Linked DNA regions of Homo sapiens: region 2 is linked to region 1. A link is an interaction called in ENCODE POLR2A ChIA-PET data of the cell type or tissue named here. Cell type or tissue: A673. All regions are shown on one strand. Each heading gives the region's core, and the rest is flanking DNA. Links, peaks and the distances in the headings are about the cores only.

The links. Peaks named below come from ENCODE experiments on the same cell type or tissue, not always from the same donor. Only the 100,000 strongest peaks of a DNase experiment are listed, where the experiment ranks them.
Region 2: POLR2A ChIA-PET joins it to region 1 with 5 read pairs; 2 of 35 experiments call an interaction of 5 or more read pairs at or near these places.

Annotation. Positions count from the first base shown.
Region 1 is chr15:69,250,958-69,254,957 of GRCh38, forward strand. The region is part of intron 2 of GLCE (glucuronic acid epimerase); the gene reads left to right. Among named protein-coding and RNA genes, the nearest start is that of PAQR5-DT, 46 kb to the right of the region's middle. In A673, for the core only: no CTCF peak of the experiment used is centred there; a DNase peak (open chromatin) is centred at 2,404; H3K27ac peaks cover 1,826 bases.
Region 2 is chr15:69,080,153-69,087,222 of GRCh38, forward strand. It overlaps EWSAT1 (Ewing sarcoma associated transcript 1), which reads left to right and starts at 698. Exons shown (of 4, transcript NR_026949.1): 1 at 698-1,224. RefSeq lists an enhancer at 6,192-6,786. In A673, for the core only: no CTCF peak of the experiment used is centred there; DNase peaks (open chromatin) are centred at 4,379 and 4,669; H3K4me3 peaks cover 841 bases; H3K27ac peaks cover 4,000 bases.

The DNA of each region.
Region 1 (4,000 bases), core at 1-4,000:
TATCAAGTCCATTGTTGAATTTCCCAGTCCAGAACCAAGTTTCACATCTGGTTGTTATGTCCCTAAGTCTCTTAAAAAAACACACACAAAACAGCCCCCTCCTTTTTTATTTTCATATCACTTATTGAGTTGAGGAGACAGGACCAGCTGTCCTGCAGGATGTCTCACCTTCTAGAAGTGTCTGGTTGCTTCCTCCTTTAACTTGTTCCTCTATCCCTTGTATTTCCTGTTAACCAGAGATTAAATTTTATGTCCTGAGAGATCCAAGTGAAACATTTTGGGCTGGAATGTATGGTAAGTGATATATTTTTTATTATGACTTATCAGGAGACAGCTTCTGGATGGGTCACAATTAAGGAGACTAAAGTTGACCACTGAATTAGGGTATGACTATCTGATCTTTTCACTGTCAAGTTTAATCTTTTTCTTCTTTCAACTAGAAAATAACATATTTGGTGTTACTTTGCACAGTATGAATCTCTAGGTCATGGCAAACGTATACCTGCATTTAACACTTGCCTGAATCTGTAATATCATGAGGGATTACATAATGCTAATTTTCTTATTTTTTAAAAAAATTTACTTCTTATTATTAGATAGGCTTTTGCACAACAGAGTATTTTATTTACTAGGGTTTTTGATTTGTTCTGAAATATGGCTGCTCCTACAAAGACAAGTAAATAATTTTTTTCACTCAGTTGCCAATTTTTGTCAGCTTAGAAGATTAGGTAAGTTTTTTGCTGGCTTTCTCCTTTTTAAATATTATTGCAGATTCGTGGATTTTTATTGCTTCGTTGTGTTTCAGTCTACTTCACTCATAATTCTTACAAATTTGACTAATAGGAAAGAGGACCTTTTAGACTGATTCCTGTGTCTTTTTGCCATGATGTTATATATTTATGGAAATGTTTAAACAAAAGTATATAGTGAGTGGTATACTGAACTTCCAATATATCTGTCACTCTCAGTTTTAGCAATTAGCAATAATTTTCTAATTTTATCTGTCTCCTGCTGCTTTTTTGACACCCTTGATTTTTATTTCATTGGTAGTGGAAAGTTTGTTTTCTGGTGTGGCAAGGTGTCCCATCCCTAGACCTGGAATTACTCATTTCTTTAAGAAGCCCTGATTGTCTTTAGTAACGAATGGCATCAGACAATAAAACCTGGACATAAGGATTATTGGAAGTTTTTAAATTTGATTTTTCTTTATTTTCCCATCGTGTGCTTCAACATATTGGTAGCTGTGTTAGTTTGTTCTTGCATTGCTGTAAAGGAATACCTGAGACTGGGTAATTTATTTTTAAAAAAAAAGAGGCTTAAAATTGGCTCACAATTCTGCAGGCTATACAAACATGGTGCCAGCATCCACTCAGCTTCTGGGGAGGCCTCAGGGAGCTTTTACTCATGGCAGAAGGCAAAGCTGGAGCAAGCAGGTCACATGGCCAGGGCAGGAGCCAAGGGAGTGTGGGCAATGCTTTTAAGCAATCAGATCTCACGCAAACTCATTCATCATCAAGGGGATGGCGCTAAGCCATTCAAGAGGGATGCACCCCCATGATCCAAACACCTCCCCCTAGACCCCACCTCCAACACTGAACATTACATTTCAACATGAGATTTGGGTGGGGACAAATGCCCAAACTATATCAGTAGCCTTGTTCCATAAGCAGGGTTGCAGGCATGCGAGTAGTGGAGGAAGGGCACTTCTCAAAGATAGGATAAAAAGCTTTATATTTCTATATTAGTTGGTCAAAATGTAAGGCGTAGCTGACAGATTACTCAGCTGTTGACATGTAAGTGCTTTTAATGAAGGATTTAAAAAAAAAAATAAACACCATTTAGTGTTATCAGTTTGCCCCCACTGCAATATAAGGAAATCCTCAATTTATATGACTTCTTAAGTTTTGTTTGTTACACACTTTGGTTTCTCATAGTAATAATGCAGATGATGAATTATTCTCAGTTAATAGGGTTAAAAATGTATTATTGGGTTTCCACTTCTTAAAATCTGTATTCACCTCCTTTCCCTTCTGATGCCCCAGCAAAATAAAATGTTTAAAAATGAGAAATGAAGAAGCCAGTAACAGTAAATAGGAGGACTACCCAAGGATGATAGTTGAACAGATTTCCAGATCTCTAGTTGAGTACCAGTAGGCCCAACTATACCCTCTTCTCCCCTCCTCATACCTCTTTCACCCCTACACTTGAATACAGATAGCTGGCAAGAATCCCAGGCAAACACTAGGCAGATTTTCTTTACAGAGCATGAGAAAGACGAAGGCTTCTAAAGTGTGTGCTGTGTTCGTGTAACAAAAGAGAAAACACCATCTTCTTTCTGGCATTTGAAAGGTCTGCTGGCTCCCCACCCACTCACCCTGTGGGAACACTGCCAGTCAGCTTATGTCCAGCCCACACAGAGCTCCCTCTTTTTATCCCCTCCAGGGGAACAATCTAGCCAAAATCAGACTATCTTCAAAATAACACAGGAAATCTATGTTGGCTAATGAGTCATTCTCCCTTAAATGTGAATGAGTAACCGAAGATCACCAGGCATGGTGGGAAAAACTAATGGCATGAAAGACTAAATAACCAGGAAAATGGCCAGTGGAAAAAGTAAAACTAATAAGAAAGAACTTTATTTTAAAAAAAGAAGAATAAATCATCTAATATATTCAGAGATCCAAGAAGATACTACATCTATTAAACAAGAATAGGAGGACACAAGTTTTTAGATTGAAAGGGCACACCAAGCACTGAAATAGAGAATCAAACATGGTACTGTGACACATCTCAAAACTGCAGAATTCCTAGGATAAACAAAGATCCCGGAAGAAATCACACACATAGTAACAAGTAACAGACTGAAATCAAACCCCTTATGAATAACTTTTAATGATTTAAGACAGTAAAGTATTGCCTACAACATTTTAGAAAGAAAATAATATGCAACCATGGATTCTACAACCTGCCAAACTATTAATCAAGGGTGAGAGCAGAATACAGTTGTTTTCAGACACTGAAGGGTGCAAAGTTTGCCTTCCATTGGAAGTAAAAGAAATGAATGAATTACACATTCACCATCAACTTCTTGAGAAACGGAAGTTTAGCATTTGATTTTTTTTAATATATCATTGCTGCCAAAAGGGTTGAGGGGAAAATGAGAAGGGGGGATTAAAAACGATAAAATTAGTTGTTGATTCACACCATACAATAAATTACAGAGCTCCTGTGGCAAACGGCAGTTAAACTACTCCCTTTACTCTCAGCAGGCTGAAATGTATCATACATTATATGTATAACTATCCATAATTTCCCATGTTTCCCAATCATCCCAGCAAAAAGTAACCCAGGACTACTTGCATTGCAATCACAACAGGCTCATACACCATATGGCCAGAAGAAGCAACAGCATCACATTTTCCTCCCATCAGGACTGGAATGACATGATCTGACTTAAATTTAAGAGCATCATTCTGACTGCTGTGTTAAGAATAGACTTGAGGGTGGAGTAGTAGGGTAAGCGTAGAAGGAGAGAGACCAGTTTGAATATAACTGCTGTGTTCCAGGTGAAAGATGACAGTGATTCTGACAGGGTAGTAACAATGTAGTTGGTGAAAAGAGGTCAGATTCTGGGTATAATTTGAAGGTAGAACCAACAGAATTTCCTGACTTATGGGATATTGAGTGAATAAGAAAGGGTCAAGATTTTTAGTCTGAGCAGTAGGAAGGGTGGAACAGATTGAGGAAAAGATTGGGAGTTAAGTTTTGGATGTTATTTCAGAAATCTATTTGACCTCCAAATAAAGATATATGTATTGGATATACGTATCTGCAGCTCTGAAGAAAGACCTGGCCTGGCGAGAGAATTTGGGGATAGTCAGCCTTGTATTTAAAGGCATGAGGTTGGGTGAGATCAAAGTGAATAGACTGAATAGAGATAAAGAAGTTCAAAAGACTGGGGCCCTAAGGTACTCTAACATTTAAGAATTAGGGAGATGAA
Region 2 (7,070 bases), core at 3,071-7,070, 170 kb before region 1:
GCTGGGAATACAGGCGTGAGCCACCATGCCCGGCCCCTTTCAGACATATTTAATGCATATAAAATTAATTCTTCTTTGCCTTTCAAATGTACCTATTGTTTTCTAATTCTTTATTTTCATTTAGTTTGCCTCCTTTTCTTATTCCTCTCACTATCTCTCATTGAGTTTCCACAGTATGTGTTCCCCTTTTACTGCTTCAGATTTGAGGCTTCATTTTTTAAGAGTGAAGGTTGGATAGTTTTCTTTTTTTCTTTCACTTCTTCCCCAAGCTCTGGCAGCTCAGGATTCATTTCCTCCCACTGTTTCATTACCTCTTCCCTCATCTCTCATGTGCGTGTTTTCTTTGTGGGGGAAATTACTTTGCTATGTTTTCTTAATTTTCTCGTTAAAATTGTCATCTGCTCCATGACAATGTTTTTTGATGAATCTTCTTTACCTGCTGTTTGCTGTTTGCTTTTTCTTTTTTCCTCCTTTGTTTCTTGTCAAAACTTTGTATATATTACTCATTATTGAAGAAGGTAATGTTTTTTCTTCCCCGTGGACCTCAGGTGTGAGAGAGGCCAAGATTGTCTTCCAGGTTGGCTAAATTTTCCTTATGACCCAGGGTTGATGTAAATTCACTGAGCCTTGAATTCTTTCCAACCAATGGCAAAGATTCCCCGAGGCAAAGTCTCTCCTCCCCTGTTGCCACAGAAACAGACCATTTCCTACAACTATGGCTTGTCTGAGTCCTGAGCCAGCAGAGCTCAGGCCACAGCACCTGCACCCGTTTTCTGCTGCTGCACACAAGGGCTCTGTGCATTCCGCATCCAGGTGTGCCCCTCCTCTTCTGGAGGATTCTTTTTCAGGCTGTCCCAGAGACTTTGCAGCACAGCATCCTTGCTCTATTTCTTCCTGCAACATCTCTGCTGAAGCTCTATTGCTTTTGGCAACTCTTCCGTCTATTTTGTGGTTTAGGTGTCTCCTACTTTTACTAAAAATGGAATTTGTGTTTTTATCGCTCAAGTCCTTTTTGCTTTTGGATTACTTCCAGAAAATGAAGGGAGGGTTACTAACTTTATGCCATCTTCAAACCAGAAGATCTTAGATTAGTAAGATCATGTTGGCCATGGCATGGAGAATGGGCTGGAGGTGGAGAGACTGGAGGTTGGAAGTCCAGTTAGGAGATTGCTCCTGCGCTGGGGAGTTGGTGTTAGGACAGAAGATCCAAGACGCGTTTCAGAGGTAACTGCTGAATCTTACTGGCTGGTTAGATGTGTGTTTGGGAGTGGGGGTGGATCAGGAAGAAACGGGATATTTCAGGGCTGGCTGCTGGAGGCTGCTTGCGATGTAACGTGGAGCTGGGCTTCCTGCCTGTTCTGCAGCTTCCTGCCACATTCCAGGCTGCATCTGTGTGGCTGGGCCCTCTGGGAAGGTCATAGGGAGTCCTAATGGGACAATGAGCTTCCCAGCCGTTCCCTTGAAGGTCCCTTGCAGATATCTGGATGAAACTCTTGGCTGGTGGAAACTTTCAAGAAGGCCTGAGGCAGTCAGAAGCCAAGTTGTGGTTTCAAAATTACCGGCCTATTCTCCAAGTCTCCCTGATGATGAGATCTCAAGATAAAAACAAGAAAACTGGGCGCAAAATGCTCTGTGGAACTGTTGATATCCCAGGGTTTCCTGCCAAGTCCTGGCTAAGGAACACAGGGAGGGAAAGGGGACCTAACAGAGGTCATAGAACCCACTCTCTGCCTCCATAGAGGCTTTCCAGGTCATCCAAACTACGAAAATTGAACAGAGAGCTTTCTCTCTCAGATTCTCCAGAGGGGGGAGACTCAGATTCTTTTCTTTAATCAGTCTGTAATAAGTCCTGAGTACTGGCTTTTTCCCCCCCTTAATGTACAACCAGGGTTGAGAACTGAGGGCTACACAATCTCAGAGATGATCAGAATTCAAAGTTAGGAATGTGCTGGCTCCACGTCTGTCCACTCTTGTGCAGTAACACAGCTGCCTGCCTGTGTCCAGGATGAAATGTCTTCAGTTCTGTTCCCTGGGATAGACTGACAGCTGTGGAAACAATGACCCAGATACTGTGTCTCCTCCTAGGATATGTTTCTTGACTCCGCTTATGTGGTTACTGCCAAACCTGGCCTCAGTGCCTTCTACACACAGTTTTGAAAACCAGGGCAATATTTCCAATCATCTAACAGAAGCTGCTCCTTATCAGTGATGTCTTTGGAAAGTTACCAGCAATTACTAAGCTAGCTATTGGGAAATCTTAAGGATTTATTTTAGCAAGAATAATATGAGGTCTTCTGGTCTGTAAGGACCTCTGTTCCTAAAATCACAGAACCACGGCTGTGCTCTACAATGTAATAGTATGAATTCATTTGCAAGCGTGCTCAGATAAGATAGAGTCTTTAGGGAGTTTTAAAAAAACTTGGGGGGCAGTGCTTATGATATTGTGAAAAACAAACACAAAAACTGTAATTTCGTGTACGTTAAAAATATGTGATCAAGTGAAAAGAGACTTCTTACCCTGCCTTCCCCAGGATTCCACACCCACCACTATTTCCTTTCTGAGTGATTACAAGAGTCGGTAACTTGAGTACAATATGCTGTTTTGTCAAGTTAATAAAGGATATCTTGTCATCTGACCTTGGACAGAGAGGATGTAAATGTTCTCTTGGGCTAATAAGGTCAGAGTGTTTGCTCACAGGAAATAGAGTTATGAGTAGAGTAATAGGAGGAATATCAATTTCTTATGTGGGCCAAATATTATTTCTGTAGTTGTATTTTCTTTCCTGGAAAAGATTAGTTTTTAGAGGATGAGATATGTTTTATTTTAGACGAGTGCTTCATTGAGTGAAGCAGCTACAGTTTAAGCAGAAGTCCTCCTTTCCCCACCTCCTGCCTTGCACCTCAGGGAGCCCCTTCTCCCCACACCTTTCTTCTCAGAGATCTCACCTCTTCTCTCCTGAAGCAGTAGCTACTGAGGAGAAAGAGGTGAAAAGCTAGAGAGGCAACAGGAAGAGGGGAGATGGGGAAGAGATCCATGCAGGAGACCTTGTGTGGGTCCGTGGGACTTCATGAGATACCTGCCTCCACCCTCCCATTTCCCCCAATAGGACTCCAATTCTGTGAGGCCTGAAGACAGTCTCCTTTTCTTTTTCTCTTTCTTTCCTTTCCTTTCTTTTCTTTCTTCTTCTTCTTGTTCTTTTTTTTTTTTTGACGGAGTCTCACTTTGTTGCCCAGGCTAGAGTGCAGTGGCACAATCTCGACTCACTGCAACCTCCGCCTCCTGGGTTCAAGCGATTCTCCTGCCTCAGACTCTCAAGTAGCTGGGATTACAGGCACCCACCACCACACCCAGCTAATTTTTGTATTTTTAGTAGAAACAGGGTTTCACCATATTGACCAGGCTGGTCTCAAACTCCTGGCCTCAAGTGATCTGCCCACCTTGGCCTCCCAAAGTGCTGAGATTACAGGTATGAGCTACCACACCTGGCCCACTCTCTTGTTTTCATTCAATGACAAAGTGAAACCTCCCTTAAGGTCTGAGTTACTGCAGAGGAAGGCTTTCCGGCTGCCTCCTTGGTTGGGGTGAGCCAAAGCAGCTCCGTCATTGGCAGCCACTGGGTATGGGAAGCAGCCATCCATTAAGGGACAAGCTACCTGGAGGTAGGGAGGCTGATCTCCTAACGCACCCTCCCTAGAAAACTGCAGAAAGAAGCCTACTGCAGGAGTTGCAAATATATATGCATAGAATAAAGACTAGGAGAAAAATAGTCTAAAATATTAAGCATGCTTCCCTCTGGGTAGCTGAATTGTGGATATCATATTTTCTTGCTTCTTTAAATTGTCAAACTTTCAGTAATAGGAAGTATGAGCTATTTTTATAATCAGGAGGGGAAAAGGTTCCCTGGCCAACTCAGGGAGGACATAAGGCTGGAGGTTTCGGAGTAAGAGGCCAGAGGCAGATTCACAGGGGTGAGGACACAGTGGCAGTGAACATCTCAGACTGGACGGGACCTTGAGAGGTCATCTAGCCCATCCTCCTGCCTTCCGGATGTATCTGAATAAGACCAATATCTGAACCCTCTCCCCCCACCATGTCAGAACTGCTCCTTGCCTTCCTTGCCCTTCCACTCCCAGCAGAATGCCAAAAGAGGTTTGACTTCGTGCTAATTATTCTTACTTCTTTCCTGCTTTCAGTGTTCTGCTAAATAGAAAATAGGGCACTAATGGCTGGATGGAAAATAGGGCATGATCTTCCCACAAAGTCTTTGCTCAACCACCTGCCTATAGCCAGTGTCCTCTTGGAAAGCCCAGTCATCCAAGGAAAGAGAAGTCAAGCTGAGTCCCAGGGAGGGGGAGACCTTGGGGAAGAGGACCTCAGGGAAGAGGAAGAACAGGAGAGCATTTCTACAGGAATGTGCAAGGAGAGCTGGGGCCTGCAGAGAAGCACTGACTCCTTGTCTTCTTTTTTCCTTCCTTCCTTCCTTCCTTCCTTCTTTCCCCTTCCTTCCTTCTTTCCCGTTCCTTCCTTCCCTCCCTCCTTCCTTCCTTCCTTTCTCCTTCCTTCCTTCCTTCCTTCCTTCTTTCCTTCCTTCCTTCCTTCCTTCCTTCCTTCCTCTTTCCCTCTCTAATCACATATGAAGTGCTGTGCCAGGCAGATTGTGTAAGATAAAACAACAACAAAGCTTGAGATGTGGTCTCTGGCTTCCAGGAGCCTATAGCCTGGTGAGGAGGTACCACCCAGCTGCGAGAGTTAATTTTCTGGCACAGGTACTTGATTTTCATAAATTGCCCTCATGCCAGATATATGTGTTGGGGGCAGGGAGAGGATAAGAAACAAACCTTGTGATGTGATAACCTTGAAGAGCAGGGATGTCACTTTTTAGGAGGCTTAAATCACACCAAGTGTAGAAGGTTCCAGACTTTCAGAGGTGAGGGGACAGCTACAATTTGCAGCAATACTACCAACCCTTCCCCCAACATACCCTTCTCCCCTTCTTCCCTGAAAAATGATCCCCAAATATGTCCATGTCCTAATCCCTGGAATTTATGAATATGATAACTTACATGCCAAAAGTGTCTTTGCTATTGTGATTAAATTAAAGGTGTTGAGATGGGGAGGTTGCCCTGGATTATCTGGGTGGGCCCAGTGTAATCACAAGGGTCCTTATAAGAGGGAGCTAGGAGGCTCAGAGAAGACATGAGGGTGTAAACAGAGGTCACACAGGGAAGAAAAGGCCACTTTGCTGCTGCTTTTGAAGACGGAGGAGGTGACCACAAACCAAGGTGGTCTGTATAAGCTGGAAAAGGCTCCCCAGAGCCACCAGGGGAATGCAGCCCTGCCCACCCACTTTAGAGCTCTGACCTCCTGAACTGTAAGACAATAAATGAGTTGTTTAAAGCCACTAAGTTTGTGGTAATTTGTCACAGTAGCAGTAGGTAGCTCATACAGTCTTCTCTTCTCCTCTCTGTGATCCTTGTGTGGCTAAAAAGGAGAAATGCTAATATTTATTAGAAGTTACAGCAGTGAAAAACAGAGAAAACGTATTTCTAACATATAAACTTGACCACAAACTTATTAATTTACAAAAAGTTTGATAAGAAAACAACCAAATGCCAAATTTTTAAATGAGCAAAGAATATGAACACGTAGAGTTCAGGAAAAGAACAGTGGATTGCTTTGTGCTAAAATGGGAAGCTTCTCTCACACATGTTAGAGTGAAAGGAGTGAGCTGCAGAATACCCAGGGGGTACTCTCTCCATTCATGTCAAAAACAAAATAGAGTCATATCTATAGGATTTTACACGCTCGTTTTTGCTGGAAAGAATCACAAGAAAATATTAGCAAAGATTGCCTTTGGGAGAGGAATAGAGGGGAATGGTATTTAATTTTTAAAACTTTCCTGATGTTTGAATTTTTTAACCTTATACTTGGGTTTGTTAATGTCAACAAAAGCTATCTGACCAGGGAGATTTTGACTCATTTTTTTTTGTGTTTTTCTTGGTGCCTCTTTGTCTTTAAAAAAAAAAAAAATCCAATTAGCATTATATAAGGTGGGTCACACAGGGAGAAATCTTCCAGAGTCTACCATGGCATATACTATATGCACTAAAATTCTTGCAAACAGGAAGACTGGGCTGTCCTGTGAGGTTACTATTCAAGCTTTAACGGGGGGCCAGTGTCAAAAGAAGTATGACAAATCCCCAGCCCTCTATAGTCCTGGTTTCTCTCAGGATGGTTACCAAGGCCCTCGGAGCTAAAGATGATTGTGTCACCAGCCTGGTACCTCTAGGGCTTTGGGGAGAACAGATCTGCATCAGGAGGGGAAAAGGGGTTTGTCACTCACTAACCATTCAACGTTGGGTAAGTAGGGACTTTTCTAGGCTTTTGTCTGCATCTGGCAAAATGGGAGTGGTGAGGGTGTTTGTTCTCAGGGTTACTATGAGGCTTAAATAAGATCATGCTGTGGGATGCCCAGCATGGCCACGGGCCCAAGCCAGAACATGACAAAACCAAGTCTTCTCCTCCTTTCTTATGTTTATTTCTAAGCCTGTCGAGGACTGAAGGAGGCCCTTGTTCAGCAGAAGAGAGGTAAGAGCAAGTCTTTGTCTATAAAAACCCAGAAGCCTGATACAGAAGAGCAAAAACACACAGCCACAGGTCTATTCCCACATATGTGTGTTTGCCACCGGTTTGCCCTCTCTACCGAGTCACAGAAGAATATTAAAGTTTGTGAGCCCTTTAAAGCCAAACAGGCACATTTTTCCTTCTCCCCGACGGACATTTTAATGTCACTGCAGTAGCTGAAGTCTTAGGTGTCGTTAACCCACGTGCCTACCTCCCATGACCAGGGTGGGGGAAGAACAAGCACGCTTTGTTCCCGAAGCACCGGTTGCGACGTGCTGGTTTTCTGAGAGCAGTTGGACTTTTAGTTGCTCCAGGTGGTAACTGGGGTCAAATGCACTGAGCTTAAGGGAAAAGCTGAACATTTGGAATCCCAAAATGTGGAGATTCAAAGGCTCTTTAAGAATCCTTTCCTCTGATGGACAGTGCCTGTCAGGAGCTGTCCTGC